Regions from separate parts of the Homo sapiens genome. Here region 2 is linked to region 1. The links are chromatin loops, found by intact Hi-C in ENCODE. Cell type or tissue: OCI-LY7. All regions are shown on one strand. Links, peaks and the distances in the headings refer to the core of each region. The heading gives the core; the rest is flanking DNA. Region 1 overlaps POLR1A (RNA polymerase I subunit A). Region 2 overlaps IMMT (inner membrane mitochondrial protein).

What was found. Hi-C counts contacts between places; a loop is a spot of excess contacts. Peaks named below come from ENCODE experiments on the same cell type or tissue, not always from the same donor. Only the 100,000 strongest peaks of a DNase experiment are listed, where the experiment ranks them.
Region 2: a loop joins it to region 1, with 3 times the contacts of the local background. A loop is called at or near these places in 7 of 110 quality-filtered maps.

Annotation. Positions count from the first base shown.
Region 1 is chr2:86,032,721-86,040,720 of GRCh38, reverse strand. POLR1A (RNA polymerase I subunit A) reads left to right here. Exons shown (of 34, transcript NM_015425.6): 25 at 162-329; 26 at 1,259-1,394; 27 at 1,864-2,021; 28 at 6,934-7,060. Among named protein-coding and RNA genes, the nearest start is that of POLR1A, 69 kb to the left of the region's middle. RefSeq lists enhancers at 1,264-1,394, 4,743-4,802 and silencers at 4,023-4,072, 6,797-7,000. In OCI-LY7, for the core only: a CTCF peak has its summit at 4,567 (motif pointing right); DNase peaks (open chromatin) are centred at 990, 3,400, 4,080, 4,530 and 3 weaker places; H3K4me3 peaks cover 2,540 bases; H3K27ac peaks cover 6,569 bases.
Region 2 is chr2:86,181,700-86,192,100 of GRCh38, reverse strand. The region is part of intron 1 of IMMT (inner membrane mitochondrial protein); the gene reads left to right. Among named protein-coding and RNA genes, the nearest start is that of MIR4779, 6.2 kb to the left of the region's middle. In OCI-LY7, for the core only: no CTCF peak of the experiment used is centred there; DNase peaks (open chromatin) are centred at 5,528 and 6,320; H3K4me3 peaks cover 1,453 bases; H3K27ac peaks cover 2,682 bases.

The sequences.
Region 1 (8,000 bases), core at 1-8,000:
GTGGGAATTTGAAGATTAGAGGGATCTTTTGCCTAGGAAAAACGAGTCCAGAAAGAGGTAGAGGTTTCAGTTTTCTGGTTTCGGGCAGCATTGACAGTCTGTGGTGTCTGCTCCTGACCCCTGCCACAACCCCCACCCTGACCCCCCACCACCGTCTCTAGGTTGAGGACCTTGCTGCAGCTGAAGTGGCAGCGCTCACTGTGTGAGCCGGGCGAGGCTGTGGGCCTGCTGGCTGCCCAGAGCATCGGAGAGCCCTCCACCCAGATGACCCTCAACACCTTCCACTTTGCAGGCAGAGGCGAGATGAACGTCACCCTGGGCATTCCAAGGTGTGGGGCACAAGGGAGCACAGGGTGGGGTCTGTCCTAGCCTCTCCTGGAGAAGGGGCCATTTAATGAGAGGGGGTGAGTGAGTGTGTGTGAATGAGAGAGTGTGTCTGTGTGAGAGAGGGACAGGGTCTCATTAAAGTGGGGATCAGGGTTAGAATTTCCAGAGCCCAGCTGGTTTCTTTGGTGCCCAGGCCTGGTAGGATCTCCATTTATTCCTCTGCCAACTCCTGCATCCACGTTCCTGGGGATGCCTGTGAGACTGCACACTGCTGGGGGAAGGACTCAGGAACGTACATTGTTAACAAGCCCCACACAAGGTGCCTGGTTGCCCAACTCCAGGGGAGCCATTCACATAGAACGTGCCCCCACGTGGCCCTGGGCCCTGGCCCTTCAGGTAAATATATGTGCTGGACAAGGGGAATGAGTGTGGGGTCAGACCCATCTGCATTCAGTCCCTGGCCCTGCCTTTTTCTAGCAGAAAGACTCTGGACAGGTACCTCACTTTCCAAACCTCAGGGGGTCCTTCTGTGGAAGGCCAGAGGCTGGGACCCACTATACATCCAGGCAGTGAGGGCTGGCTGAGCTCAGCAGGAGCACTGTGGGTGCTAGTTGCCTTCCCTGCATCGCTTGTTCATTCAGTAAGCGTCAGCAGGCACCTGTTGTTTGCAAGGCACAGGTGATAGGAAACAAGAATCAGACAAAGCCCTGAGCACAAGGAGTGGGCCCTCCAGGGAGGAAACTGACAGGGGAGTCCCTTACTGTTGCACACGAGGCCAGAGCTGGGATTCTCTGATCTAGCATATTATCCCTGTGAGATCCCCAGGCCTCTCTCAGATTCCAAAAGAACTCTGACATCATTAGGAGAAGCTGCACCCAAACAGAAGGTCTGGTTGCCACTCATGATTGGATGTGCCCTTATTCTGTGACAGGTTGCGGGAGATTCTCATGGTGGCCAGCGCCAACATCAAGACACCCATGATGAGCGTGCCCGTGCTCAACACCAAGAAAGCCCTGAAGAGAGTGAAAAGCCTGAAGAAGCAACTCACCAGGGTGTGCTTGGGGGAGGTAACGTCTCTCCTTCCCAGGTTGCAGACGGGGTGAAGGCATGTTCCTATATCCTCCCCATGTGTGAAGAACAGGCTTTGCTTACTGCTCTGACCCTAGGCTCAGATTCCCACCAATGAGAGATAAGCTGTCTCTGCCAGGTGCTGAGCAGAGATGGATCAGGAAGCTTTTAAGAGAGTCATTAGTTCCACAGCATCCTCCTGTGCCTGAAAAATAAACCATTTCCTGAGTTTGCCTACCCGCTCTGCTGAGGCCACTCCTAGGAGGTTCAGGCCACTCTCTGGAGGTGACTGCAGGCTGTGGGCCCCCCAGCAGATCCACACCAGTATAGCTCACCAGGGTTTCTTTGGGGTTTGGCCTGTGGTCTCAGCTGCTATCTCTGTAAACCCTTGGGTCTCGTAACCCACTCACATTGCGCAGTCACCTAGGACCTGAACAAGTCAAGTTCTCTCTGTCCGTCTGGTTCCAGGTGTTGCAGAAAATTGACGTCCAGGAGTCCTTCTGTATGGAAGAAAAACAGAACAAATTCCAGGTGTACCAGCTGCGGTTTCAGTTCCTGCCACATGCATATTACCAGCAGGAGAAGTGCCTGAGACCCGAGGACATCCTGCGCTTCATGGAAACAAGGTCAGGGCTCAGGCTGTGATTGTCATTGACCTTGACCCAGAGAATGCGCTTGAACTGGGGCAGGAAGCACCTAGCCACAAGGCTCCTAGAGATTGAGTGCCTTTGCCCAAATGAGCCCTTCAAGGGAAGTGTTTAGGAAGCAGAGGGCCTTGCAGCCTGATCTGGAAACCTGACCACAGTCTGGCTTGTGGGTATGACTTTCTTAGCCACACGTCACTCCCTGAGCCCATTTCTTCTCTTGGGTTGACGTCAGGATTGTTGTCTTCTGGGGCTTGCAGGCATTAAGACATGGAAATGTGGGTGTGGTAAAGAGAAGGGAGCACCATCAAAGCGGTGCTTCTGTGGTGTCGGAGCAGCACATGCTGTTAATGTTTGCTAGGGTGTTACTGCAGGCAGTATAATGTGGTTCCTGATGCATTTAGATTCTGTGAATAATGAACAATGTGCGGGTGGCACGCTGCTGTTAGATCTCCATTCTATAACCAGGATTGCCTCCAGAGAAATTCGAGTTCCTGTCCCGAGTTCCTGTCCAGTAGGGAAAAGGAACTTTTGTCTCAAGTTCAAGTTACTGTTAGATATTTGAAAAGCAGAGGCCACAATGCTGAGTTCCGGGGAGCAGGAGGATGGGCTTTTTGGGGACTGGGGCAAGACTGGAAGAGCCCACGAAGCATTTTTGACTCACCAGCTAACCCTAGACGGTGAAGTGTGAACACAAAAAGGCTGCATAGCCCAGCAGGTGACAGGCCAGTGAAGCAGGCTTGGAGGCCCCCGGCAGACTGAAGAGTGTGGAACCTGTCTCAAGGGGCACCTGTTACTATGCAGGAATGGAGGCCCGGGGGGCCACATCTTTTGATTTAAAAAGAAAGAAAACAAGCTTCCCACCCCCTACGTTTTTTTCTTTCTTGGGTCACTTGTTTACTTGCCTTTGCTTTTATATAATTGAGGTCTCCTGACTTTTAAACATCAGCAACTAATTCATGTGTTTTTAAAAGCCCAGTAAGGCCCAGATGGTTCTCATCTGTTGCAGGATCTGGCCACAGGCCACTGACCACTGCCTCTAATCTAGACCAGTTCTTGGTCTTCTGGGAGCTGCTCAGATAGAGAAGCAATGACAGAGCAGAAGCAGAAAGCTCCCTGCACTCAGCCATCCCACAAACACATACTGAGCCATGCCCATTCGTCGCTGAGTCACGGGGGCAGGCGTGGGCAACACAGTACGACTTTTCTGCCCTCAGCCCTCTGCCCTCTCACCTTATGGGGCCTGGCCTCGAGCCAGCCCTCTGTGCAGGTGGCATTTGGGATGGTGGGTCTTGGGGTGGAGGAGCTTGGATGTGAACTCAGTCCTTTGGACGGGGGTCACTGGCCAGGTGCTTCCTGCCCCAGTTCACGAGCCCTGGGTGAAGTTGTTGTTGGCTGGGCCTCAGGAGCACCTGCGTTGGTGCCAGCCTGGGCTGAGAACATTCCTTCTGTCGAGTGGTCCTCTGTGCTATCTGGGCACTGGGCAGAGTGGCAGGGGAGTGCTGTGTGCACCCGCCTGCCAGCTCCTTAATTAACAGCGAGGAACATAACTACCAAGTGCAGGGGGCGTTTGTGCTGGCCTGGCAGTGGTTTTCTGGGAAATGGGAATTCAGATTTCATGGCCTCTAGAGAATAACTAAGGGTGGACGGAGTTAGATGTTTTGCCCCAGTTCTGTTCACAGGAGGCCCAGGCCAGCCCAGCAGGTAGGTCGGCATGAGGCTGGCGCCAGCCCATGCTGGGGTTCTTTTTACTTATATTACCTCATGGAATTGAAAATAGGAAATCACTTTTTAAGACTTCTTCCTGATGAGGGACAGCCCTGGCTTGTTCCCAGCCGTGAAGTACTTTTTCAACTCCTCCCTGTGTTTTGCTTGTGAACTTGAAAATCTGTGATAAATAAAGCCATGCGCAGTAGCTTTTGGTGGAGGTGGCCTCAAGGACTCAGCAGAATGGGGCTGAGGGGTTAGGCAGAGCTAAAAGATGGGGCAGTGGATGAGCTGGGTGCGGTCTGGACTCCCTTTGTCAGGCCCCAGGCAGCAGAGCAGCTGTGTTCAGGCCTCTGGCCGCCCACAGGAAATGGGAGGAAGTGTGAGTGCACTTTCAAAAGAGCAGCCAACCCCCAAGAAGCTTTTTCTCCTTCCTTTCTCCCATCCCTCCCCCTTCCTTCCTCTCTGCCACCCTCTTTTTCTTTCTCTTTGCCCCCACCCTCCCTTCTCCCAGCTGTGGAGTCATGAGACCCTTGACAGAGCCTGGAGAAAAACAGCACGAGACAGATGGTTCCCTAGGTAGAGATATACAAGCGTAGAAGGCCCCCCAGATCTCTGCACTGGCACCCATCACATGGGCTGTTTGTGTAAATTGTCTGGCAGGTGGCAGGGGAGATGAAGTGGAAAGAGCACTGAGCTAGGAGTTAGGGGCTGTAAGTTTTGGCCTCCGGTCCCCAGCCATGAAAAGACCCAGCTGACAGTCTGTAATTGTAGCTTCTGTGAATCTGACTTTCCAAACAGCAGGTGGTGGAGCTGTTGCCAGGCGCGTTCAGAAACCGCCAGGGGTCATGTGCTCTGTTTGTAATTATTTACGTGGGACGGGAGGCTTCTCTGCCCCTGCCCCTCCTGTTCCCTTTCTGTTGCTACATTCAGGTGAGCTGCACAACCTTGAGAAGGCAGTCACTGTGGGCCGTTAGTTCCCCTGCTCTTGGCAAAACCATAGAAGGGCAAATTGCACCTCCAGGAAAACTGGCACACTGGTCACATGCCTACCACTTACTCACCAGCCATTCATTCTGCCTTCTCACCTCCTTCCCTCCTACGTTCTCCACAAGTCCTGGTCACCAAAAGAGGCAGGGAAGGCAGAAGGCATCCCCAACTGGGGGAATCAGGGAGGGCTTCTTGGAGGAGTTACAGCTGCTGAGGCCTGGCCTTGAAGGATGAGTACAGCTTCAGTAGGTAGATATTGGCCAGGGAAGTTACTGGCAGAGTGAGCCGCTCAAGCAAAGGCCCAAAGGGTGCACAGGGTGGAGGGAGCAGATGGGCAGTTAGAGTTGAGGCCAGATGTGAAATGCTGGGGGCAAAAGCATCAGAGCCGTGACATTGCCACAAGTTGAGACAGGCTGGGGCGCCCAGCTGAGGGAAGCAGCCCTGTGTGTGGCAGCAGCTGAGCCCCGCACCCCCACTCCGCCTCATTCCATCTCCTCTGCTCTGCACAGTAGCCTCGGGTGCAGAGTGAGAGTGATCCCATGTTGCAGATGAGATCAAGGCCCTCCTCTCCAGTCTGTGGCAGGTCAGGACTTTAACCTGAACCTGTCCTTACAGAAACATCTCTCCCACCCCCTCTTTCCAGTGGGATTGTATCTTTCTAAAGTCAAGCCCGGCCTTCTCTCATCTGGCTATCCTGTTCCTGTCCCCAGTGCCTGGTAAACAAGCTCTTCTCTGGATTAATGGATGAGGGGGCTTTTTTTTCTGCCAAGGGCAAACCACGTACACCTTTAAAAAGTTAAAAAATAATATTGGGGTCTGGGTGCAGTGGCTTACCCTTGTAATTCCAGCACTTTGGGAGGCCAAGGCAGGTGGATCACCTGAGGTCAGGAGTCCACAATCAGCCTGGCCAACATGGTGAAACCCCGTTTCTACTAAAAATAGAAAAATTAGTCGGGCATGGTGGTGCATGCCTGTAATCCCAGCTACTCAGAAGGCTGAGGCATGAGAATCGTTTGAATCCGGGAGGCGGAGGTTGCAGTGAGCCGAGGTCGCACCACTGCACTCCAGCCTGGGGGATAGAGAGACTCCATCTCGGGACGGTGGGGGGAACTAATAATAATAATATTAGGGAAGATGAGTGGCATTCTTTTGTTTTTAATGAGCAAAATAGTATACATTTGACCTGCCTACTTTTTCAAATGAAGACTCTAAGCTCCTTGAGGGCCTGGAGTCTGTCTTTTCGTCCTTGCTTTGCCACCAGGGCTGGCACATGCTGGGCACAGTATAGGCGCTCAGAGAAAGTGGGACGGCTGGCTGGATGTGTGAGGGACCCGATTCTCACAGTCACAAGCAGCCCTTTTTGGTGTGCTATTCTGGCCTGTTGGAAAAGACAGGCAGGGGGTTACATGAGGAAAGAAGTGGTATGGAGGGGACAGGGTGGATCCTAAGAGGCCCTAAAAATAGATGGCTCTGGAGGAAGTGGCAGGGGGCCAGGTTCTGAGCTTCAGGTTGGTTCTTTTAAATTGGTGTGGTTCTAACTTGTTGACACGATTCATTGCCACAAGCTAAGTTATCTCTGCCCTTCGAAATTTTGATGAGCCCTTCCGAAGTCCTCGTTCTTTCGTCACATTGCCGGGGCTCCCACACCAAGGGAGTTCTCTGGCCAGAGCAACACCACCTTCTGGAGATGCTGCAGGTTGTGGGCAGGGGAAGGTCCTAGTCCTGGGTGGGGTTCCCCTCTCCTACAGTAGATTCTGCCTTCCTTGTTAGAGGACGACCACAGCGGCACCTACAACTGTCCTTCACCAAGCACGCACTCTGCCAGGCGCTGTGAGAGGAATCAGACATAGGGTTGTTTCTCATCATTAGCAAACAAGATTGCAGAATACGTAGTAATTCCCATATTTTCTAGACAATGGGGCTTAAAGCTGAGGAAGCTGCCTGTCCTACTCATACCCCGGGAGTGGCAGTGCACCTATTGAGACCAGGCCTGTTGGACTGTGGAACCGGTGTTCCTGATACGCCAGAGACGGTTCCAAAACAGCGGGTAGGGACAAGTGAGTGGCTAGGAGAGGCTGGGCCTCCATCTCGTGCACTGATCCCCTGTGGGAATCCCTCAGCGTCCTATCCCCCAAATGAGGGTAGGGCTGGACATGCTGGTACTGCACAGGGCTTTTTGGCTTTCTTCTTGTTTTAGATTCTTTAAACTTCTGATGGAATCCATCAAAAAGAAGAATAATAAAGCATCAGCTTTCAGGAACGTAAACACTCGAAGAGCTACACAGCGGGATCTGGACAACGCTGGGGAGTTGGGGAGGAGTCGGGTGAGTGAGTCCCCGGGGGTCACTAGAGTTGCACAGGGACAGCCCCCAGACTGGGCAGGCTCTGTGCCTATTCTCTGTGCTCCTCCAGCCCCATCCTGGTGCTGGCCCATCTCCTACCTATCTCAGCTTTTACCTGCTGTTCTGAGAGCCCAGAAGCAGCATTCACTTCTTGGCCTGATGGGCCAGGCAAGCGAGGCTGCCAGGCAGCATGGTGTAGCCAGCCCCGGGGCAGGCCTCCGCATCATAGCTCTGCTCTCCAAGAGCCCGCTGTAAGTGGTCTTCATCCTGAGGAGGGACTCGAGGTCATGGCGTGCGCTGAGCCTTTGAAAGTTCTTTTTCCGGTTTCCTTTGGCTCTGCCTTCGACTTGCCCAGGCAAGATGAACTGAGGCCCACCAGGGCACTGGCAGGGACCAGAGAGGTATCTGGAAGCAGAGAAGTTGGGCTGCAGTGACAAAAAGGGGAAGAGGGAAAAAACCAGTAGGAGCAAAATAGTCCAGGAATAAATAATCAGATATCTGCCAGGAGACCCAGGAGCAGGCCAGACCTGAGGGTGGTGTGGGAGCAGGTCCCTGGGTGCCATCTGAGCCAGCAGCCAGCCTGCTTGGGTTGGGGATGATGTGGACTGGGACTACCCCCAACCAGCTCTGTGGTCTCAGTTGTGTCACCCTTCTCTGGGTCTGTCTTCTCACCCCTAAAATGAGGGGCTGGCCTACACCAGGGAAAATGCTAGGTCTCTCCTGCTCCGTGAGTTCACCTGCTAGCTCACTCAAGCACAAGCGGGTGTGGACTATCTTTAGAATGCTGCCTGGTCTTGATTCTTAATTCACCCAGAAGGAGAGTATAAAAAACTAGGAGCCAAGTTCAGGAGGAGAAAGGAAGAGATACTCAGTATTCTACAAGATAACCCTTCCTTCTCATCCCCACCTGCAACTGGGTTTG
Region 2 (10,401 bases), core at 1,729-9,728, 150 kb before region 1:
CACCATGCCCAGCCAATGTTTTGGACTTTTAGTAGAGATGGGATCTCGCAATGTTGTTCCAGCTCATTTTGAACTTCTGGGCTCAAGCAATATCCCCACCTTCTCCTCCCCAAAGTGCTGGGATTACAGGCGTGAGCCATAGTGCCCAGCCTAGGAAGATTTATTATTTATTTATTAATTTTTTTTGAGATGGAGTCTTGCTCTGTCACCCAGGCTGGAGTGCAGTGGCGCCATTTCAGCACACTGCAAGCTCCGCCTCCCGGGTTCATGCCATTCTCCTGCCTCAGCCTCCCAAGTAGCTGGGACTACAGGCGCCTGCCACCACGCCTAATTTTTTTTTTTTTTTTTTTTTTGTATTTTTAGTAGAGACGGGGTTTCACCGTGTTAGCCAGGATAGTCTCGATCTCCTGACCTTGTGATCCCCCCACCTTGGCCTCCCAAAGTGCTGGGATTACAGGCGTGAGCCACCGCGCCTGGCTGAAAGATTTATTGTAAGGACTCTACTCACACAGTTATGGAGACTGGCAAGTCCAGAATCTGCTGTGTGGTTTGGCAGACTGGAGACCTAGGACAGCCAATATTGCAGTTGCAGTCTGCTGGCCAGCAGCCTGGAAACCCAGGAGAGTGGATGGTGCAGTTTCAGTCTGGAGGCAGTCTGCTAGAGAATTGCCTCTTGCTTTTTGTTGTTTTTGAGCCCTCAACTGATTGAATGAAGCCCACCCATGTTATAGGGCAAATTTTTTTTTTTTTTTTTTTGAGATAGGGTCTTGCTCTGTCACCCAGGCTGGAGTGCATTGGTGCAATCTCAGCTCACTACAACCTCCATCCACCAGACTCAAGCCATCCTCCCACCTCAGCCTCCTGAGTAGCTAGGACTGCAGGCATGCACCACCACACCCAGCTAACTTTTGTATTTTTTTTTCTGTAGAGACAGGCTATATTACCCAGGCTGGTCTCAAACTCCTGGGCTCAAGCAATCCACCCGCCTTTGCCTCCCAAAGTGATGGGATTACAGGAGTGAGCCACCATGCCTGGCCACTAGTTCACCAATTAAAATGTTAATCTCATCCAAAAACACAGTCCAAGTTGACACATAAAATGAACCATCACAGATAGTATCTACCTTATTCTTTGCCCAGGCTGGAATGCAGTGGTGCAATCTCGGCTCACTGCAACCTCCGCCTCCTGGGTTCTAGCAATTCTCCTGCCTCAGTCTCTCGAGTAACTGGGACTGCAGGCACGTGCCACTGTGCCCAGCTAATATTTTGTATTTTTAGTAGAGACAGGGTTTCACCATATTAGCCGGGATGGTCTCGATCTCCTGACGTCGTGATCTGCCCGCCTTGGGCTCCCAAAGTGCTGGGATTACAGGCTTAAGTCACTGCACCCGACACAGTATCTGCCTTATTCTTTATGTTTGGGCTTATCATCCTTGCATTCCTTAGATGTGGGTATTCAGTAAATGTGCTTTAGAACTCTGGTCCCTCTGTTTTTGTTTTCTTCTTTTATTCCTCAGACCTAACACCATCTTTCTTCTCTTAGTCCCAATACTGCATCACCAGGCCCAGCCTTTTTGAAGTGGTCATTGAGTTTGGAGGACATGGGCTTTCCGCCTAGCCTAGCCTTCTCTCAAACTACAAACCTGGAAGTGGTCATTTACATATGGAGTAGTCTTTCCTGCTTATAACTTGAAAGAAGAAGAAGAAACATTATTATTCTTGAGGATCAACCGCTCCAGCTTACTTAAGACCAAGTTTGATAACCCAGCTAGTTTAGGATTGAACTTGTGTGTGGACATGAGCTATCATCTTCTAGAATTCCTTCTTTCTGTTAGGATTATGAAACATTATGTTACTCAGTGATAGAGATAGGCAGCCAACCACACGTGCTAGAAAGTAGTTTAGTAGATCATGCGGCCAGGTGTTTGCTTCTACCCATGCTAGAATCCTCTTCATTGTTCCTTTTTTCATATCTCTAGACCAGTAGCCTTCAAACCATTTTGAAATACATCTTACGCCGTAACTTACTACACCGAAGTGATAACATACAAAATATATTCACATATGTGCAGGGAAAACTAAAGTGTCAAGTTCCTGCTTTTGTCATACTGATAAGTATCTGCCATTTCTATAACTAAAGAGCACGTGTTCTCCTAGAATAGAATATGTTTATACTGAAATGTAATGCTGCTTCAATGTAAAATTGTAATGTAAAATGTAAAATTTCAATGTAAAAACTTACTGGATTTTTTTGTGGGATATACTTTTTAACCTTAATGCATGATTCTTATAAACTATTTTAAATTAACAGTAGAAAAAGTTAATTTGTTGTATATCAATCTATATTTCAAATGTAGAACTGCCCATTAACTTATGGGTGCCTTTTTCGTTTGTGTGGGAGGAGTCCTTATGTATGACAAGATCCACAAAAACGTTATCAGTTGACAGCAACCAGCAGTCTGTGGAGGAAACCTGGAACCTCTAGTTAGAGTTCACATGAGGCAGCTCATACTACAGGCTCCATGTCCAGGTTGTCATGCTAGATTGTGGTTTCTTTATGTCTTCACTTTAGTTTGGTAGAGCTAAGGAACAGATGGTCTGTGTAACAGCATTAATCATGGGGCGGAACACTTGAGGTCAGGAGTTCAAGACCAGCCTGGCCAATATGGTGAAACCCCGTCTCTACTAAAAATACAAAAATTAGCCGGGTGTGGTGGCAGGTGCCTGTAATCCCAGCTGCCCGGGAGGCTGAGGCAGGAGAATCTCTTAAACCCAGGAGATGGAGGTTGCAGTGAGCCGAGATCACACCATTGCACTCCAGCCTGGGTGTCACAGCGAGACTCCATCTCAAAAAAAAAAAGAACATTACATGGGAATTATATGTTTCCTCTTTTTTTTAATATCACGTTTCTGCGGGTTAGAAGCAGCAAGGCTAACCTTATAACATATGTCTAGACAGATTGCTTTGAAACAGTGTTGTCCTTTCTATGTCATAGGTCCTTATTAATAAAAAGGAATTCCAGGACAAAAAAGTAGCCAATATTTTGTGTGTTAATGTAGGATATTTAGTTTATGTTAATAGTTTAGTACTTAAGAGAGCTCTGGAGACAGACCTTATGTTTGGCAATGGTTTCTTAACTATAACACCAAAAGCACAAGCAACAAGAGAAACTAAAGATAAATTGGACTTCATTAAAATTTTAAATTTTTGTGCATCAGAGGGATACTTGAGAGTGAAAAGGATGAAAGTATTCTAATGGATACTAGATATTTTGGATACTAGACCCTCATATCTGATGAGGTGTTTCTTTTTAGGTAAGGAACTCCTGCAACTCAGTAACAAAAAAGACTACCCAAATAAAAATACAGGCAAAGGGCCCAGGCTCTGTGGCTCATGCCTGTCATCCCAGCACTTTGGGAAGCTGAGGCAGGCAGAACGCTTGAGCGCAGGAGTTCAAGACTAGCCTGGACAACATGGTGAAACTCTGTCTCTACAAAAAATACAAACATTAGCTGGGTGTGGTGGCATGCACCTGTAGTGTTAGCTACTCGGTAGGCTGAGAGGTGGGAGGATTGCTTGAGCCTGTGAGGTCGAGGCTGCAGTGAACCATGATGGTGCCACAGCACTCCAGTCTCGGTGACAGAGTGAGATGCTGTCTCCACATATATACATATATGTATTTGTGTGCGTGTGTGTGTGCGCGTGTGTGCGTGTATGTGTATGCATGAGCAAAGGACTTGAATAGCCATTCATCCAAAGCAGATATACAGATGGCTAAGAAGCACATGGAAAGATGCTCAACATCCTTTGACACTAGGGAAATGCAAATTAAAACCGTGAGATACTCAGTTCACAACCACTAAGATGGTTATAATAAAAATGGAAAATAACAAATTAGCCGGGCATGGTGGTACACACCTGTAATCCCAGCTACTTGGGAGGCTGAGGCAGGAGAATCACTTGAACCCGGGAGGCGAAGGTTGCAGGGAGCTGAGATTGCGCCATTGCACTCCAGCCTGGGCGACAAGAGCAAAACTCCATCTCAAAACAAAAATGGAAAATAACAAATGTTGGTGAGGGTATAGAGAAATTGGAACCCTCATACATTGCTAGTGGGAATGTAAAATGGTACAGCTGCTGTGAAAAAATAGTTTAGTGGTGTCTCAGTAACTTTTTTTTTTTTTTCTGGAGACAGAGTTTCACTCTTGTTGCCCAGGCTGGAGTGCAGTGGCGCGATCTCGGCTCACCGCAACCTCTACCTCCTGGGTTCAAGGGATTCTCCTGCTTCAGCCTCCCGAGTAGCTGGGATTACAGGCATGCGCCACCACGCCCAGCTAATTTTGTATTTTTACTGGAGACGCGGGGCTTCTCCATGTTGGTCAGGCTGGTCTCGAATTCCCAACCTCAGGTGATCTGCCTGCCTCAGCCTCCCAAAGTGCTGGGATTACAGGCGTGAGCGACTGAGCCTGGCTGTGTCTCAGTAATTTAAACATAGAATTACCATATGACCTTGAAGTTCCCTGCCAAAAGAATAAAAAACAGGTGTTCAAACAAAAACTTTTAGATGAATATTCATAGCAACATTATTCACAATTCACAGCCAAAAGGTGAGGCAACCCAAATGTCCATTAACTGATGACTGGTTAAACAAAATATGGTATATTTACGTGATAAAATATTAGATTCAGCCATAAAAAGGAATGAAGTACAAGCTACATATGTGATACATGTTACAATGTGAATGAATCGTGAAAACATTACACTAAGTGAAAGAAGCTGGACAAAAAGATGTACATTGTGTGATTCCATTTATACAAAATATCTCAAACAGGCAGATTCATAGAAACAGAAAGTACATGGTGGTTGCCAGGGGCCAGAGAGAGAGGAAAATGGGGGATGACTGCTTAATGGATATAGGATTTCCTTTTAGGGTGATGAAAATGTTCTAAGATTAGATAGTGGTGATGGTTGTTGTACAACATCGTGGATGTACTAAATACCGTGGAATTGTACATTTTAAAATGGTTAGAATGGTGAATTTTATGTTAAGGGGATTTTGTCACATAGAGGAAAAAAAAAATACCTGCCACCAGGTATTTGCAGATGGCCGGAAGTATAGAGCCAGAGCTAGATACACACATACACACCCTAAACTTGCAGAGGCTTCCATTGGCCCAAGATAGGAAAATTTGAGCAAAAAGACAGTAATTACAAATGGTTGAAATCCATCAAAAGTGTTTAAATCCATGAATTTAAAAAGATCTGTTCTTATGAGTTACAGCTGCATAACAGGCCACCTTGAGCTTGGGGTAAAATAACAGTATTTATTGCCTTACTCAGTTCTGGAAAATTTTTGCTCAGAGACCCTCATGAAGTTGCAGTCAGATAGTTACTAGGTCTACAGTCATCCCCAAGTCTTCTTTACTCTCATGTGTGGCAGTAAATACTGGCTGCAGCTGACACCTCAGCAGGGACTGTTGGCTGGATCACCCATCTGTGGCATCTTTAAGTGTCTGGACTTCCATACACTTTGGTGGCTGGGTTCCAAGGGCAAGTGTGACAAGAGGCAGAGCTAGGTAGAAGCTGTATCCTTTTTATGTCTTAGTCTCAGGAGTTACAGAGCATCACTTTCACTGCCTTCTATTAGTGAATTAGTAACAAAGGCCTGCCCTTGTTTAAGGGAAGTGTACATAAAACTTATTATTGTTGGGAGAGGGGCACGTTTCTGGAACAGCATGTGGTATAGGAAGTATTGTTGCAGTCAATTTTGGATATTATCCTCAGCCTTCTGGACCCAACTGACATCCCTCCCACATGCACATCCCTCCCACTCACAACCTTCTCCAAGACTCTCCAGAGTCTAATGCCATCAAAGCATCAGCATTAGGAACAAGATCTTGTCATCTGAATCAGATCCTACTATGGATAAGACATCTTGAATGTGGTCCCTAGGGTATAGCTTCTTAAACACTTTTTTTGGTGATCTAAAGCCCTGTAAACTAAAGAGACAAATTATCTGCTCCCCATACATTCAGCATATGGTGGTATGACAGACACAGGATAATCACTCTAGACACTCCTATTCAAAAAGGCAGAAACTAAGAGGCACACAGCAGTCACCATTCCATAACAAGTGTAAAATTCAGCTGGCCCTATGTTTCTAATTCCTTGATGAGAGCTCAGTCCTACTGCTTGGGAATGATTCTCCTCAGCTCTTGGTTCTACCCTTTGGGCTCCTGGTTTTACACTTGAATTATTCTTCCGTTTCCAGAATATGTTGTCTGTTACAGCTGAATTGTTTCACAGCCTACTTCCTGTCTGTAGAAGTTTGTCTAGAAGCTTCTTTTCATTTTGTCCTCTTTTTCACTTTAAATATAAGCCAGCATGTTTTTTATTGACACAATTCTCAACAAGTTTGTGGGTTTCCTGTGAATCTTAATGGGATTTTCTTCATTAGATGCATGATACACATCTTATCAAGATAAGCCCTTCTCCATTTTGGGCTTCCTGTGAGGCTGCTGTAGGTAACACCTTTAATGTTCTGAGTAACCTTATTGATTCAATAGAATCTGGGAAACACATCCTTATGATTCTTAGAGGGCCTTTTCCTCAAGGTAAAAAGACTCTCTGAGGGGCACCTCCTTAGATCTTTTTGAGATCTCAAAGTATCTTTTGGTCACACACTAGATTTGATCTTTGGCTTGAAGCCCTTCTCTATTTGAGAATCTATTTGAAAACAATAAGCAGTTTTATTTTTGAACCCACCAAATCCTGACTCTTTTATATTTCCTTTAAATTTTGCTTGAAAGCAAAACAGGTTTTTGTTTTGTTTTTTAATGCTTATCTCTGTCCTTATCATACTCAGCTAAAAGAAACCAGTTAGCGCTTGTGATGAACACTATACTTGGAACTCTTTTGTTTTTTTTTTTTTAAGACAGAGTCTGGCTCTGTCACCCAGGCTGGCGCAATCTCGGCTCACTGCAAGCTCTGCCTCCCGGGTTCATGCTGCCTCAGCCTCCCGAGTAGCTGGGACTACAGGCGCACACTGCCACGCCCGGCTAATTTTCTGTATTTTTAGTAGAGACGGGGTTTCACCATGTTCAGCAGGATGGTCTCAATCTCCTGACCTTGTGATCCGCCCGCTTCGGCCTCCCAAAGTGCTGGGATTACAGGCGTAAGCCATCGCGCCTGGCCTACTTGGAACTCTTTAGCCAAGTACGTCAGTTCATTAGGTGTAGCTACAGCTATACTTAATTTTCTATTTTCCATGTCTGTCATTACAGATGACAGTTTTGATAAACTTCTGTCACTACATAACAAGAATATCTTTTCCTCCAGGTTCCAAAATTTTTTTTTTTTTTTGCTTTTCTTTAAGCCCTCACCAACAGGCTCTGGAAGGCCATTAGGCTTCTGCTCACAGTCTCTTCAAGGTTCTTCAGCTTCTGCCGCCCCCAACACCAGTCCCAAAGTCATGACCTCGTGTTTATGTTTTGTTGCAGTAGCACCCCTCTTCTAGGTATAAACATATGTTTGGTTATCTGTAGCTGTGTAACAGACCACCCTAAACTTAGTGGTATTAAATAGCAGTGTAATTATAATTATTATATTAACAATAACAAACGTATTAATATATAAATTATGTAAATAAAAATTACTCAGTGCTTTGAGAGGCCAAGGTAGGAGGATTGCTTGAGGCCATGAGTTCAAAACTAGCTTGGGTAACATAGCAGACCTGGCTCTATAAAAAACAAGAACAAAAATATTAGCTGGGTATGGTGGGCATGTGCCTGTAGTCCCAGCTACTCAGGGGGCTGAGGCTGGAGGATCACTTGAGCCCAGGAGTTAGAGGTTACAGTGAGCTATGATCATACCACTGCATTCCACAACCTTGGCAACAGAGCAAGACTCAGTCTCTTAAAAAAAAAATTATTTATATGCTTGAAACACTCTATTTCTGTATTTTCACCCCTCAGATTGTCAATGATGAAAAAAAAATGATACAATACAGTGTGTTGGAGAAAATGTGGGAAAACATACTTTCATATTACTAGAGGGCAGTTTGGCTAATTTGGCAGTATTAATCAACGTGGCAAATTTTACTTTTAAGAATAGACCCAAAATTGTGTATACAGTGTTACTCAGGTAGCATTATTTATTTTAACAAAAATTTAGAAAAAACCTCAGTGTCCCTCAATAGGGGCTGGTTAACAATTAAACATTAAGTAACAATGGAATACCAAATCATGAAATCCCTTGGGAAGCTTTTCACGTACTGATATACAGTGATTTAAAATATATATCCTTGAACTTTAATAGAGAATTGCGTGTATATTATGGTATCATTTGTGTAAAGGTGGGGAAAGTCAGGAGAATATGCACATTTGAATAAATATACATAAAATGTCTCTGGATAAATAAGAAACTGACAGTGTCAGTTGCCTATGGCAAGCATGGGGTGGCTGGGGAAAGAAGTATGAGGAAGATTTTACTCTATGCATATTTAAACTTTTAAAATTATTATTTAAAACCTCAGATTTTAAATTTATTTAGTATTAGGAGCTTTTAACTTATAGTCAAAACACATTCTGTCAAAGGGAGGATGGAGAGTCAAGATAAAAGAAAATAGAAGGTAGATAAAGAAACATTTAAAAATACTGATGCTGGGCGTGGTTGTTCATGCCTGTAATTCCAACACTTTGGGAGGCCGTGGCAGGAGAATAGGTTGAGACCAGGAGTTCGAGACCAGCCTGGTCAACATAGCAAGACCTGGTCTCTACAAACAACAAAAAAAATTATTTAAAGAAAAACTGATGTGACTTTGGGTAGTCTGAAACTCTAGTATTAAATTTGTCCCTGATTTCCTGGAGTCAGTTATCCATTGTGCTTGCTGCTTGATACTCCAGTTAGCTAATTATCCACTGTTGACAGTGCCTTAACTTTTTACCTGAATACCTATTTATACCTAGACAGATAAAAAATGCAACCTTAAATATAATACAACTTCAGTGGCCTCTTAATATTTTCTCCCTAAGTCACAAAAATGGAATTGTTGACATATAAAAATAGATGCATTTCTGTTTACAATTTCATACTACTTTACAGAATAGAAGGAAAACACCCTTTTCTATTAAAAATGGTTCAAAAATGTTGGGAATTCTACAGGGTAGGTAATAATTGAAATACTGGGTTTTTTTTGTTTGTTTGGTATTTTTTGTTTTTGTTTTTGTTTTTTTTTTTAAGGGGAGTGGAGGAGACAGGGTCTCATTCTATTGCCCAGGCTGGAGTGGAGTGACACAGTCTTGGCTCATTGCAACCTCCACCTCCGGGGCTCAAGCTCAAGTGATTCTCATGCCTCAGCCTCCCAAGTATCTGGGACTATAGGCACATGCCACCAAACCTGGCTAATTTTTGTATTTGTAGTAGAGATGGAGTTTTGCCATGTTGCCAAGGCTGGTTCTGACGTCCTGGGCTCAAGCAATCCCCGCCTGCGCCGCTCACCCTCGCCAGCCTCCCAAAGTGCTGGGATTACAGGCATGAGCCACCATGTCAATAATTGAAATACTTTTTAATACCAGTTGTATCTGCTTTACATATTTTAAAACATCTGATTTGTTTTTTTGTTTTTCAAAATGTATGACTGCATTAGTTAGCTGTTTACCTCTAGGCTTTGGCCAGTAGAGTGTAAATTATAACTAGAGTAATTTCATGTGTCCTATGATCATGTGATAGATTTTCCTAAAACTATAGATACTTTTAAAAGGAAGTTTGTGTTATTCTGATATTCGTTAAATACAATTTCATTAAAGAACCTAGAAAAAGCATTTTTCCTCTTGTTGCAGTTTGATTTTTCCTAGTATTTTTTAAAAAGATACTTTTATGGATTTGATAAGTGTAAATTTTCAAATTAATAGGTATGAATGGTTTAAAGTTTATGAAAACCTTCCCCAATAGTATTTAGATGCTTGTTCATTTGCTTAATTTAGGAGATCCACATATTTATTATTAAGAAATATTTAGGTGTATTTTACTCTTATTAAAACCAATCACAAGCCATATAGCCCTGATCATTTGTTTTTATGTAAGGATAGACTAGTTATATGGGGACAGGTGTACTTGAACATTTACAACATTAATTAAAATGTTTTTCTTAAAATGGTTGGCTTTTAGACTAACAATATGCTAAGATAAACCAAAAATCAGCTTTTAAATGAATGCCTCTAGGAGTTGACCAGCTGCATAGTTAGCTTAGAGATGAGAAACCTGGTTTTCTGGATCAGTTAGCTGAGGTTAGATCTGTCCCTTGAGTGTGTATCCTGTAACGCCATGTTTTTAGCTAGACTTTGTGGGTGATTTTTCAGATGTCTAAACTAAGCTTTTAAAGTAAAAATAGATTTTTTTTTT